Linked DNA regions of Homo sapiens: regions 1 and 3 are each linked to region 2. Evidence: chromatin contacts called from ENCODE Hi-C or POLR2A ChIA-PET data. All regions are on one chromosome and are shown on one strand. Each heading gives the region's core, a stretch centred on a gene start or an enhancer-like site at or near the end of the contact. The rest is flanking DNA. Distances are from core to core; before and after follow the strand shown.

Evidence for each region. A loop is a pair of places that touch in the nucleus more often than their neighbours do. ChIA-PET counts read pairs that join two places held with the same protein, here RNA polymerase II (POLR2A). Pooled maps may share reads with other maps.
Region 1: a pooled map shows a loop between it and region 2 (4-fold over the local background). The contact joins two enhancer-like sites. A Hi-C loop is called at or near these places in 1 of 168 maps with a recorded cell type or tissue (B cell) and 1 of 50 pooled maps. POLR2A ChIA-PET finds 5 or more read pairs at or near these places in 1 of 52 experiments (B cell).
Region 3: a pooled map shows a loop between it and region 2 (4-fold over the local background). The contact joins the promoter of FBXL3 here to the enhancer-like site in region 2. A Hi-C loop is called at or near these places in 1 of 168 maps with a recorded cell type or tissue (CD4-positive, alpha-beta T cell) and 4 of 50 pooled maps. POLR2A ChIA-PET finds 5 or more read pairs at or near these places in 2 of 52 experiments (T-cell and activated B cell).

The regions. Positions count from the first base shown.
Region 1 is chr13:77,182,464-77,186,468 of GRCh38, forward strand. It overlaps MYCBP2 (MYC binding protein 2), which reads right to left. Exons shown (of 83, transcript NM_015057.5): 31 at 3,408-3,600; 32 at 2,640-2,914. Among named protein-coding and RNA genes, the nearest start is that of MYCBP2-AS2, 100 kb to the left of the region's middle. RefSeq lists an enhancer at 2,323-2,372. Within about 2 kb of position 2,073, at least 4 of the 41 ENCODE cell types and tissues checked have a DNase peak (open chromatin) inside an H3K27ac peak, as active enhancers do; they include B cell, where a contact is called at or near this core.
Region 2 is chr13:79,383,410-79,387,160 of GRCh38, forward strand. The region is part of intron 1 of RBM26 (RNA binding motif protein 26); the gene reads right to left. Among named protein-coding and RNA genes, the nearest start is that of RBM26, 21 kb to the right of the region's middle. Within about 2 kb of position 2,457, at least 4 of the 41 ENCODE cell types and tissues checked have a DNase peak (open chromatin) inside an H3K27ac peak, as active enhancers do; they include B cell, where a contact is called at or near this core.
Region 3 is chr13:77,025,691-77,029,587 of GRCh38, forward strand. FBXL3 (F-box and leucine rich repeat protein 3) reads right to left here and starts at 1,469. Exons shown (of 5, transcript NM_012158.4): 1 at 1,137-1,469. RefSeq lists silencers at 1,010-1,069, 1,090-1,369, 1,540-1,589.

The DNA.
Region 1 (4,005 bases), core at 823-3,322, 2.2 Mb before region 2:
CACAAAATTGTGTACACATTACCTAGTCCTTCAAACATCTGTGTTACAAAGTTAAGCATAAAAGCAGAGTAACATTCCATATGTTAAACCAACATTTGCTAAATCTAGCCTGTTCTGTAGCAAAGAAGAAAAGAACCATATCAGACTGGGAAGGTTCAGAGTGAGAGAGTAATTAAGTTGTGCACTAGTCCAGGCAATAATCTTGCCCCTGGAAATTGAGTGGTAAAACATACTACTCTGCTACATGGATGCAAAGTTGCCTGGGATGCATTAGTGATGACAATGATTTTTTTCACGAAGGAGGGCGGGGAGGCCTAGGACTTCCAGTGCACTGCTGAATATAAGTGGTGAGTGTAGATACCACGTGTCTTGTTTCCAAACTTAGGGGCATATTCAGATTTCACCAGTAAGTGGGATGTTGTTAGTGAAGATTTTTTTGTAAATATCTTTTTATCAGATTTAGGAGTTTCCTTATATCCTACTTTCCTGAGAGGTTTTCATCATTGAGTAACTGCTAGTTTCATCAACCACTGTTCCTGTAGCTATATGGAGGAAATCATCAATTTGCCTTCTTTTTTCAGTTAACATGGTAAATTACATCGATTTTCAATTATTTAACTAAGTATTTCTAAGATAAATCCCACTTGGTTATGATATATTGTTTACATGTTCAATTTGGTTTGATAATATTTTTAAGAGCATCTATGTTTCTGAGTGATATTCATCTGTAATTTTTCCTTGTAGTATCTTAGTTAGGTTTTGGTATAGGATAAAGCTAAACTCATAAAATTAGTTGGGAAGTGTTGCCTCCTGTATTTTCCAAAAGACTTTGTAAAAGGTTGACATTATTTCTTTCTTAAATGTTTAACAGAATTCATAAATGACAATATTTGGACTTGAAATTTTCTTTGTGGGAAAGTTTTTGATAATTTTTAAATGGATATGAGGCAATTCAGATTTTTCTATTTCTTAATGTGTTAGTTTTGATAAAATTATATTTTTCAAGGAATTTGTCAACTTCCTCTAAGGCTGAAAAATTCACCAGTATAAAGTTGTTTATAGTGATAGTCCCTATTTCTTTTTTTTTTTTTTTTTTTTTTTTTTTTTGAGATGGAGTATCATTCTGTCACCAGGCTGGAGTGCAGTGGCACAATCTTGCCTCAATGCAACCTTCACCTCCCGCCTTCAAGCAATTCTCGTGCCTCAGCCTCCCGAGTAGCTGAGATTACAGCTGTGCACCACCATGCCTGGCTAATTTTTGTATTTTTGGTAGAGACTGAGTTTTGCCATGTTAGGCTGGTCTCGAACTCCTGACCTCAAGTGATCCACCCACCTCAGCCTCCCAAAGTGCTGGGATTACAGGCATGAGCCACCGTGCCCGGTGAACCCCTATTTCACTTTTGATTATGGTATTTCATGTTTTTTCTTTCTCTCTTCTCTCCCAGTCAGGTTTGCTAGGAGTTTACCAACTTTTTTTCTTCAAAAAACCAACTTTTAGCTGTGTTAATTTTCTCTACTTTCTATTTCATTGATTTCTGCTCTTATCTTTATTATTTCCTTCCTTCCTTCTAACTTTGGGTTAGATTTGCTTTTCCTTCTAGATTCTTAACATAGCAGCTTAGGTCACTGATTTTAAACCTTTCTTCTTCATATAAGCATTTAAGGGTATAAAGAGCTCTTTTAAGCAATGCTTTAGCTAAATCCCACAAATTCTGATATTATGTTTTTATCTTTCTATGTGAAACATTTTAAAATTTCCTTTATAACTTCTTCTTTGATCAACTGCTTACTTAGAAGTGCTGTCATTTTCCAAATGTTTGGTGCTTTTTCTGGATATCCTTTGCTATTGATTTTTACTGTAATTCTACTGTGGTCTGAAAATATATTCTTTCACATTTTAATCTTTTGAAATTTATTAAGACATTTTATGGTCTAGCATATGATCTACCTTAGTGAATGGTCCCAAATATTTCTTTTAAAAATCATGTGTACTTGAAAAGAATATGTATTTTGCAGTTTCATATCCTGTTTTGTAAATGTCAGATCAAGATGGTTGACAGTACTGTTCAAATCTGCATCGCTGATGTTTTTGGCCTAGTTCCTCTATTAATTACTGAAAGAGGAGTGTTAAAGTCCCCAGCTGTCAATGTGAATCTATTTCTCCCTGTAGTTCTGTCAGTGTTTTGCCTCAGGTGTTGTGAAACTCTGTGACTTGGTGCATAAAGGTTTACAAAGGTTGTGGCTTCCTCATGAATGAATGAACAATGCTAGTATGACTGTTCTCTCAGCTCTCTCTCCTTCCTGTTCTCACAGATGAGGGTGGCGGGGGCCTCCTGGTGCTATCCCTGCTCTCCCCTGGTCACTATGGTTCTTTTCCTCTCTCCCTCTCTCAGAATCACTCACTCCAATTCAAAAACCAATCAGCAACTGCACAATGTGCCTACCAATTTTGTAACTAAAAGATGATGAAGCAGATTTAAAAAATTTTAAACTTTGCTTATATAAGTCATGTACACCGAATGATTTCCTAATTTATCTTTTATACAAGTTAAGAAGATATGGCAACTGCAATTTATTTTCTTGAAGAGTATTAAGCAATATATCAGATTTTCAACTAACATTTTACAAACTTAAATTACCTGATCCAAACAATTCAGCAGATCACAAAGGCAAGCCCACTGTAAGGCAGGAGTTGGGTAGAAAGAATGAAAGCAGGCAGTGAAAGTATTATGACATTCCTGAAGGACAGCTTCTAGAAGACTCAAGGGTTGACTGAGATATCCTTGAGGATCATTATCCAATTTCACCATGCAGTGATCAACTCCTTCTGATAAAATTTTTCTTAACAAAGTTCTGGTTTTTCCAATACACTCTGCTAATTTGCTAGTTTCTTCTACAACTGCTTTTCCTGTAGCTTTGAGGGGGAAAAAGCAGATTGGTAATTAAGCAAAATATTAAATATGCATGAAAACAATCAATATAATTCAGTAATTCCCTATACAGCTAAGTATCACAAGTACTAATATCTTAGAAATGAAACAACTTAGAGATTAAGTGTAGTCCCAATTTTTAATCTAAATGGAAGGGGGAATAAAAACCTAGTTTCAGCATTTAAGTCCAAATTGCTTGTTCAAAATATTTCTATTTGACAGAATTTGTTTAAAATTAAACTTTATTAGATTATTTAACTTTGGCCCACTATTACTTTTTGTATCAGAATGACATGTAATCTATTTTACTCTTTATAAGCAAATACATAAGCATCATAGCAAGCTGACTTTCTCCCCTCATTTTAGAAGCAGCTTAAATGCAGCTGGGGGGCATAAACTCTCAGTTATCTCAAAGTAAATCTTCTCAATGTCTCTAATATTTTCTCCCTATAGTCATTTAAAAAAAATGCATCATACCTGACACTGGGTAAATTTCACAGGTATAGACACGCAATAACCTCAGACAACAGGTACCCACAAAGCGCAGTCTCTCTAAATCTAGGAGTGTAGCTGTGAACTGGAATCCTTTTAATCCTCTAAGTTCTTCAACTCCTAAGACTAAGGTGGTCCAGCTCCAGTGAAGAATACTCAACAATGACTCAAAACATTCCTAATCCAGAATATGAAAAAACAGACAACAATTAATTCAAATGATACCATAAACGGAATCAAATGGAAAGGCAATGGTAGACAACTTCAAAACTTTCTTTTGAATTTTTTTACTGAGTTTTTTAATTGAATTTTTTTTACTGAGCCCAAGACACTTTTATAGTTCATTTATTAAATTACCCTCAACAGTAACTTTGAAGTTTGTTACAAAAAAGGTAAAGTAGTTAAGCATTTCTAAAAACAACATTCTTCAATATTTACCTATTTAAAAATAAATTTTTCAGTGTTCCTGCTACCCAGCTATCTAGCTTATCATATAAACAAGGGAAAAATGAGAAGCACTTATAAAACAATGCATGTTTACTTGAAAGAAAAATAAAGCTTTTTACAGTCACTGTAGTAAAAA
Region 2 (3,751 bases), core at 1,207-3,706:
TAATAGTTACTAAGAGAGAGAATATACATACAAATATATGTCTCACTAGATCAATGGCTCATTTCTGTCAGGGAATCTTTCATCTTCATATAAAGTTTGATGAATAAAATAAGAAAATAAGTATGTTGGGTTTAGTGATTATCGTCCAAATATCGCATTCATTATTCAAGAAAATTTTAAAAGCACCTACTCTGTCACTGTTCTAGATCCTGAAAATACAACTTTTAGAAACATCACTGTTGCCACGGAATTTACATTGGGGGGTGGGGGGAACCAATATGCATATTACACAAACATACGTTTATAGTATGTATTGTCATGTAGACACGTGCTCTGAGGAAAAATCCAGGTTGAAAAGATAAAGTGTAAAGGAGGAGAAAGGAAGAAAGGTAAGGAGAAAGAAAACAGAAAAGATAAAACAAGTATTATTTAAGATCATCAAGGAAGGACTCTGTTGAAGGGACATTTAAACAGGGATCTGAATTTAGATAGGAATGGAAATGGAATGCAAATATGCTTTATGGCTATCCGGAAAAGAAAAAATTTTAAAAAGCCCAGGCCAAGGGAACCCATCAGAAAGAGCCTAAGGCCTACTTGACCTTCTTGACACATATGAGGGACAGGAGTCCAGTGAAATGGAGCAAAGTGAGCATTCACGAACACTGGGGTTTCCAATTTTAATTCTCCAAGGATTTCAAATTAACTGCTTCAGTGAGCTTTGGCAAATTAAATTTCCAAATCACTATGAAGTCATTCACATCAATGATTTTAAAGGCATAAAAATAAAACTTTGTCAATTCCTGAATATACTGTGTTAAGGATACAGCTAATAAAGTTTTTTTTTTTTTTTTCTTTTCATTTCATTTTTTTAGAGACAAAGTCTTGCTGTTACCCAGGCTGGAGGGCGGTGGTGCAATCATGGTTCATTGAAACCTTGAACTCCTGCCAAGAGATCCTCCCACCGCTGCCTCCCCAGTAGCTAGGACTACAGGTGCACACAACTACACCTGGCTAATTTTTGTTTGGGTGTACAAATAGGGTCTTGCTCTGTTGACCAGGCTGGTTTCGAACTCCTGGCCTCAAGTGATCCTTCTTCCTCGGCCTCCCAAAGTGTTGGGATTTACAGGTGAGAGCAATAGTGCCCAGCTGGCATCTTTGTTTTTAAAAACAGTTCAGTTGGAGACTTCCAGCTTCATGCATACCCTTTAAAAGCATAGAAGTGACCATCTAAGAAGGTCATTCTCTTCCAACTATATCTGGGGTGGAGAGGGAAGTACACACACTAAAGTTACAGAAGCCAAATTAATACAGAAAATCAAATGTTATAATAAAATATCTTTAAAAACTAAATATTCTTAACAAGAAACAAATCACCTCTGGAAATAAAGGTTGTACTAATCCCCCAACACACCCATAGTGTGTTTTAGTTTTTCAGATTTTCAAAACAGTAATGAGACCGTAAAGAAAGCTATAATACTCCAATACAATATTTCAAAAAGTTTGTTTTGCACGAGTTTCTTGGAGACTTTAGAAATTCAGTAGAATATAACTCACGGAATTTAACCCAAGCTTCCATGTTCAGTAATCTTGAAAAGAAGCTGGAGGTGGTAGTGGGAATTAAAAATTAAATTTAAATATGTTAACTGAGTAACTTTAGAACACGGATATGCACCCACGTCTGTTCTTTCCAAATTTTCATTTTATATTCAGGAAAAATATCTAATTTGCATCAAAGTCATGATTTTATATTCTGTACTTAGAATTACTCTTTTAAAAATCCAAATTTCATTGCAGCAAGCATAATACATACATTGAAAATTTTAATTGTAGTTTATTACATGCTTCACTTAATTCAAACAAGAAAGCAAAAATAGATTACTTATATACAGTAATTAGTTACAGCAAAGACTACTCATTAAGAGTTATTATACACCCAGTTCATTCTACAAAATAAAATCAAAATATAAGCATATCTAAATATGATCCATCCTTGAGCATCACACAATCTATTAATACTTCTTCATCACTGCAAAATGTATCACAATACATGTAATTATAACACTGAAAACTATTGGCCAGTTCTTTTATTCCCCCACATCATTCCAAGAAATAGCATGATTCCATCTTACTTTTAGAACAGTGGTTCTCAAACTTTTTGGTATCAGGAGCCCTCTATGCTTTAAAAATAGGAACCACTCCAAACAGCTTTTTATTTAAAAGAGTTATATCAATATTTATCAAGAATTAAAATTGAGAAAAAATTTAGTTTAGTTTGATATAATAAATCCATTAAAACTAGCATAAAAACTCTCTATATTTGTTTGAGTAATCAGAAGAAGAATTTATGTGCAAACAAACAGGAAGCCCATATGTGGGGCTGGCTTTTTTTCTGAATCCAGGAGTTCAAATCATATCACCAGGACTCTCTATTCTGCATTTTTCACTTTCAGAAATGCTCTCTATGTGTGGCAAAAATGATGGCCCCCAAGCAGTTCCCAGCTTACATTATTCTAACAGCTAGTGAAACCAGAAAAAGGAGGCTACTCTTCTCTCCCCCAGCATCCGTACTGGCCTCTGAAAATGACTCATCTTCCCCATTTAGGTCATATCCCCACTGCAGGTCAGGGATAGGCAGAGCTCTATGATAAATAGCCTCACCTGAAATTAAATACCATATTTTTAAAATTAAAAAAAAAAACACAAAAACTATTTTTCCAAAATAAAATACAAATTTTCTGAGAAGAGTGACCAAGTTTTACACTTTTTGCAAATACCTTTGTTTGGCTTAATAGAAGACAGGCCGATTCTTACATCTGTTTTTACATTCAGTCTGTTATGACATGTTATACTGGTTGAAGTACATGAAGAAAACCTGACCTGACACAGATACATAGTTGGAAAAACAAGGACCTCATAGACACCATGAAAGGCTCTCAGGAAATTCCAGGAATCCTGATATCACACTTGAGAACCATAGCTTTAGAAGTTACATAACTTCTAAATTAAATAAAAAAAAAAAAAGAAGTGCCCATTAAGTGTCAAAGACCCAATAGTCAGATAACAAAACCAAAGTAAAAGTTTGTACTGTTCAGTGCAAACAGCAGCAGCCCAAATGACAAATTAAGCCCAGATAGTTGTGGTTATAATTATGGTTATACATCAAGCCACAGAACTCTCTCTTTAAAAAAAAAAAAAAAAAAAAGGTGTATCTGCAATATGGTAACCCATGACTAACCTTCATATTTAGGGTTTTTTTTTTTTTAATTCCTATTCATAGTTGAGGAAGAATTGAGTTATCTGAGAAAAGACTGGTTCTAGAGGCCACCCCCACTCCATTACTCACATTCTGTCTAGTTAACAACAGATCTCAGGTAACCCATCCCTCTGGTTACTAAAATGAGAGAGCAGAGGCTAGTGAACATTTTCTTTTAAAACCAAAAAGGCAAAATTATCCAAAAGAAATAGCACTAAAACTAGAAATACAAAAAACCTAGTTCTATCATCCTGTTGGATAAATTTGGCTGAGTCGATTAAGCCTTTAACCTTTTTCTCATATTTCTTTAAAAGGTCTGGCTAATGCTGTGTGGTTATATATGTTAGAGATTCACTTCTAAGTCTTTCTCTAACATTGCTACCAAAATTTTCTGATACGGTTACCACAGTCATGCCAAAATTTATCTTTAAAAATGAGAAATTATTATGGACACTTTTCCGGTCATGAATCTTAAGACTAAGCAAACTAAGCTTCAGT
Region 3 (3,897 bases), core at 219-2,718, 2.4 Mb before region 2:
AAAAAAAAAAAAAAAAAAAAAACTTTGAAAGAAGCAACTTCATTAGGTGAAGACCGGAAGTGAACAGCTAGCCGTGTGCATCGTTGTATTAGGCACTTTTACACTGGGCATGCAATAATTTTAAATGCTCATTTGTAGTTAACTCTAAAAAGCCTATTTTGGCATCACAGTTCCTTTCTGTTCTGCTTTTACTAATATCAAACTAATATGCATTCTTTGGCTGAACTACAAGAATAAAACACTATAAAGAGGTTAACTCACAACTAAATGCTTAGAGAGCGCACAGTGGCGAAAATCTGTCTACAGGTCATATAGATAGATAGATAACTGATAGTTGATGGTATTTTTATAAATATTTCAGAGATAACAGAAACTAAGTTACTTTTTTTTCAAGTTAGAAAAGGAGGATTCTAATTAAAAAATCTGGGTCACTCAACTGGATATCATTAGCAACGACAAAATAAAAATGATCTCTCTCACCTCTCAGCTTGGAGATACAGACCATTTACTGGGCTGCTTCCTGACCCCTGTCTGCAACCCCACCTAAAGGACTGCCCACGCCAAAGGCAGACGCGAATCCGCTCAACACAAGTTGACCAAGTTTTTCGCCTGGCTAAGCGGCAGGGGCGTCCCCTCCTCCCTGCGCCACCTCCCCACCGACTGGCTTCCCCTGACATTTCTCATGCGCCCCACCCTGGGCAGTTTGCTTTGACATTTCAGTGCCTCATTGCTCAAGCTACCAGCACGGGCGTAGCCGACGCCGGGAGAGCCCACAGAGTGCGAGCTCCATGGTGCCTGTCACCAGCCCCCGCCAAGGGTCATAAAGCCTGGCAGGAGCCGCGGCGAACCCGGGAGCGGCGGCGTCGCGGGCAGGCTGCAGGCGGCCGCCGCACACGCACCACGCCTTGTTGACATGTTTGGAAGCAGGCACGGCGGGGAAACGCCCCCAAGCAAGCTCCAAGGTCTGGGTGCCGCGCCCCGCGCCCCGCCCGGCACTCCTGAGGAGCGGCCCGCGCGCGCCCCGGCCCCCGCGCCCCCCCCCACCCCACCCCACCCCGGCCCGCCCACAGACGGTCCGCGGTCCCTCCCCGGCTCCGCCGTCGCAGCGGGGCTCGGCCCTGCCCCTCCGCCGTTACCTGCTGCCGGGGGCGGCTTCCCCCACACACCACCCCGTGCTCCGGGGACGGCGGCGGCTGCAGGTCCCGCGGCTCTCACATGAGGCGCCCCTGGCCCCCCGCTTCGCGCTCCCGCAGCCGCGGCCCCCCGCGCTCCGCCCGCATCCGAGGCGCTGGTCCCGCGGAGGGCGCCAACGCGGCTCCACCTTTGCGGCTCTGGCTGCCCAGAAAGAAGCTTTCCTTCTCAGTCCCGCGCTGTCTGTGTTCAGGGATCCCCGGCGCCGCGAGAGACTACCTCAGCGAGCGGCTGCCACCGCGTAAGCTTCCTGCACCTGGGCCACAAACAGCGAGTCTAAAATGGCGCCCAGGGCTCGCGGCCGCGCGCTTCCCTGGCGCGTCCCCGCCCAAGGGGGCGGGAAGGGGGCGGGGGGGGGGCGGAGCCCGGCGGGAGTAGGGCCGCGCCCAAGCGGGAGCGCGCGCTGCGGCCGCCCCAGTCTCCTTGCTGTGGGACGAGCCTCTGCCTTCCTGCCAGAGATGTGACTCCCGCTTGAAGGGGATTTTTTTTGTTGTTTTGAGATGGAATGTGGGAGGGCTGAAGCTAGCTATATGTGGAAGAGACTATCTGTGGCTGAAACTGGAAGGTTTAGGGAGGTGGAGCAGAAAAAAGAAAGGAAGGAGTCTCGCCGGAGCCTGCTGGGGACCGCGGCCCGCGGGTGGCCGCCCCGGATGCCTGAAACCGAGGAGTTAAATACAGTCTCCGAAGACCCGCGCATCGATGTGCATAAGTGGTGCTTAAAAGATGCCAAGGAAATGTACCAGAATAGTGAGAGTATTAACGCTGGGATTGCACATGGTTTTTGTTTTTCAAATATTTGTATTTCCCAATATTTCTAAAGTGGCTTTTATCATTAGAGTTATTACATTTTAAAAACGACATTTGCTTTATGAAATAGAGTCCTGAAATTTGTAAATAGCTTTTGAAACGCAATGGGGAAAGTAAAGGATTACAAAGCTGCTGAAAAGAAAACCTCTGGTGAATCCTTTTGTAAATCAAGGCATCTTTGTAACTGCTACCTAGTTGACTTGTTTTAAAGTTTGGATTTTTTGATACTGCGTTTTCTTACAGTTAGAAACATTCTTAGGTGCAATATCATTAAGTTGAATCATGCGCCATTCCTCTCTACACCTCCAAAAAAAAAGAGAGAAAGTAGTTTTCCATTCAAAGATGTCTTAGAACACTCAGACCCATGTATAAGACACTGAAAAGCAGTGGTGCCCAGGGAGCTCTCCGTTCTTCCCGTTTTCTCAAGAAATTGAGCTAGGAAGCCATGTATAAAGTTACGTCGAAGTTCAGTGTGAGGCCAGGAGTGGTACAGGCTTATGTCTGTAATCCCAACATTTTGGGAAGCCAAGGCAGAAGGGTTGCTTGTGGTCAAGAATTGGAGACCAGCCTGCGCAATATGTCCAGACTCTTGTCTCTACAAAAAAATAGAAGAGTAATAATTTTAAAAAATCAGACGAGCTTGGTGTAATCCCGGCTACTACTCAGGAGGCTGAATCGAGAGGATGGCTGGAGCCCAGGAGTAGGAGGTTACAGTGACCTATGATGTCACCACTGCACTTCAGTCTGGGTGAGAGAGTGAGACTGTTTCTATAATAAAATGAATTCAATGTGGGGAAATGCCAGTGTTGTTTGTTCGGTGTTTTTTAAGGGCCTGTCAGCTGTCAGATCACTGAATCAAACTGTACAAAGCCTCTAGTAGCATAAGAGTGTGGATTTGCCTGAGCTGCAACATTTGTTTAGGTCCCTCAGTGACTGGATGATGAGGAACAATAGGAAGTTCTAAGAAGGACAATGATAATTATTAAGGAAAAACAAATAAGTCAAATACAGGCCCATTTATTTAAAGTTGGGTGAACAGTATAAATGATCAGCAAAATACATTAAACCAATTCAGTAAACATGATGAGCATAGGTTGCATTACGTTAATATTGTATCACATTACGGTTATATCACATTCCAATCATAGTTCTTTTTTTTCTTTTTTCGCCATTATGATCTATTCTCCTCCTAAACAAGACAAGGACCTTGGCACACTTGACCTATTGAATACCCCTTTTCTTCCCTGTTATTGGCAAATATTTTATTTCACCTCATTTTTTTTGAAAAAAAACGTTTATTTTTTAATCAGTCAGTACTTATTTACATTTATCAATTGTATCATCAAGATCAGTGGCATGGTAGGTGGGAGAAAGGATGAGTGTGGAGCACATTGATCCAACTGGGAAAAATAATTTATTACTGACCCTGTTTGGAATTGCCAATGCATGTGGTAATAAAAAGCAGATGAACAATTAGTCTCTTTATTATTGTTTTAAATTATCCACAGACAATGTACCCCCTCCACCACGTAGAATGGTGTAGACTATTCCCACACCACCCCAGCCTTGGTACACCAATGATCAGGATAGATTAGATTATGTTGCAGTAGTTCCTTAAATACCATCTTGTAATTCCTCGTTTTTGATGACCTTTACAGTTTTTAGGAGTACTGCTTTAGTATTTTTGTAGAACGTCCCTCAATTGGGGTTTGTCTTAGGTTTTTTTCTTATAATTACATGGGGACTATGGATGTTTTAGAAGGAAAACTACAGAGGTATAAAGTACCATTCTCATCACATCATATCAAGGGTACATCTATTAATACGACTTATCCTTGTTGATGTCAACATTAATCAGAGGTTGAGATCAAGTTATTCTACTTAAAGTTACCCTTTTCC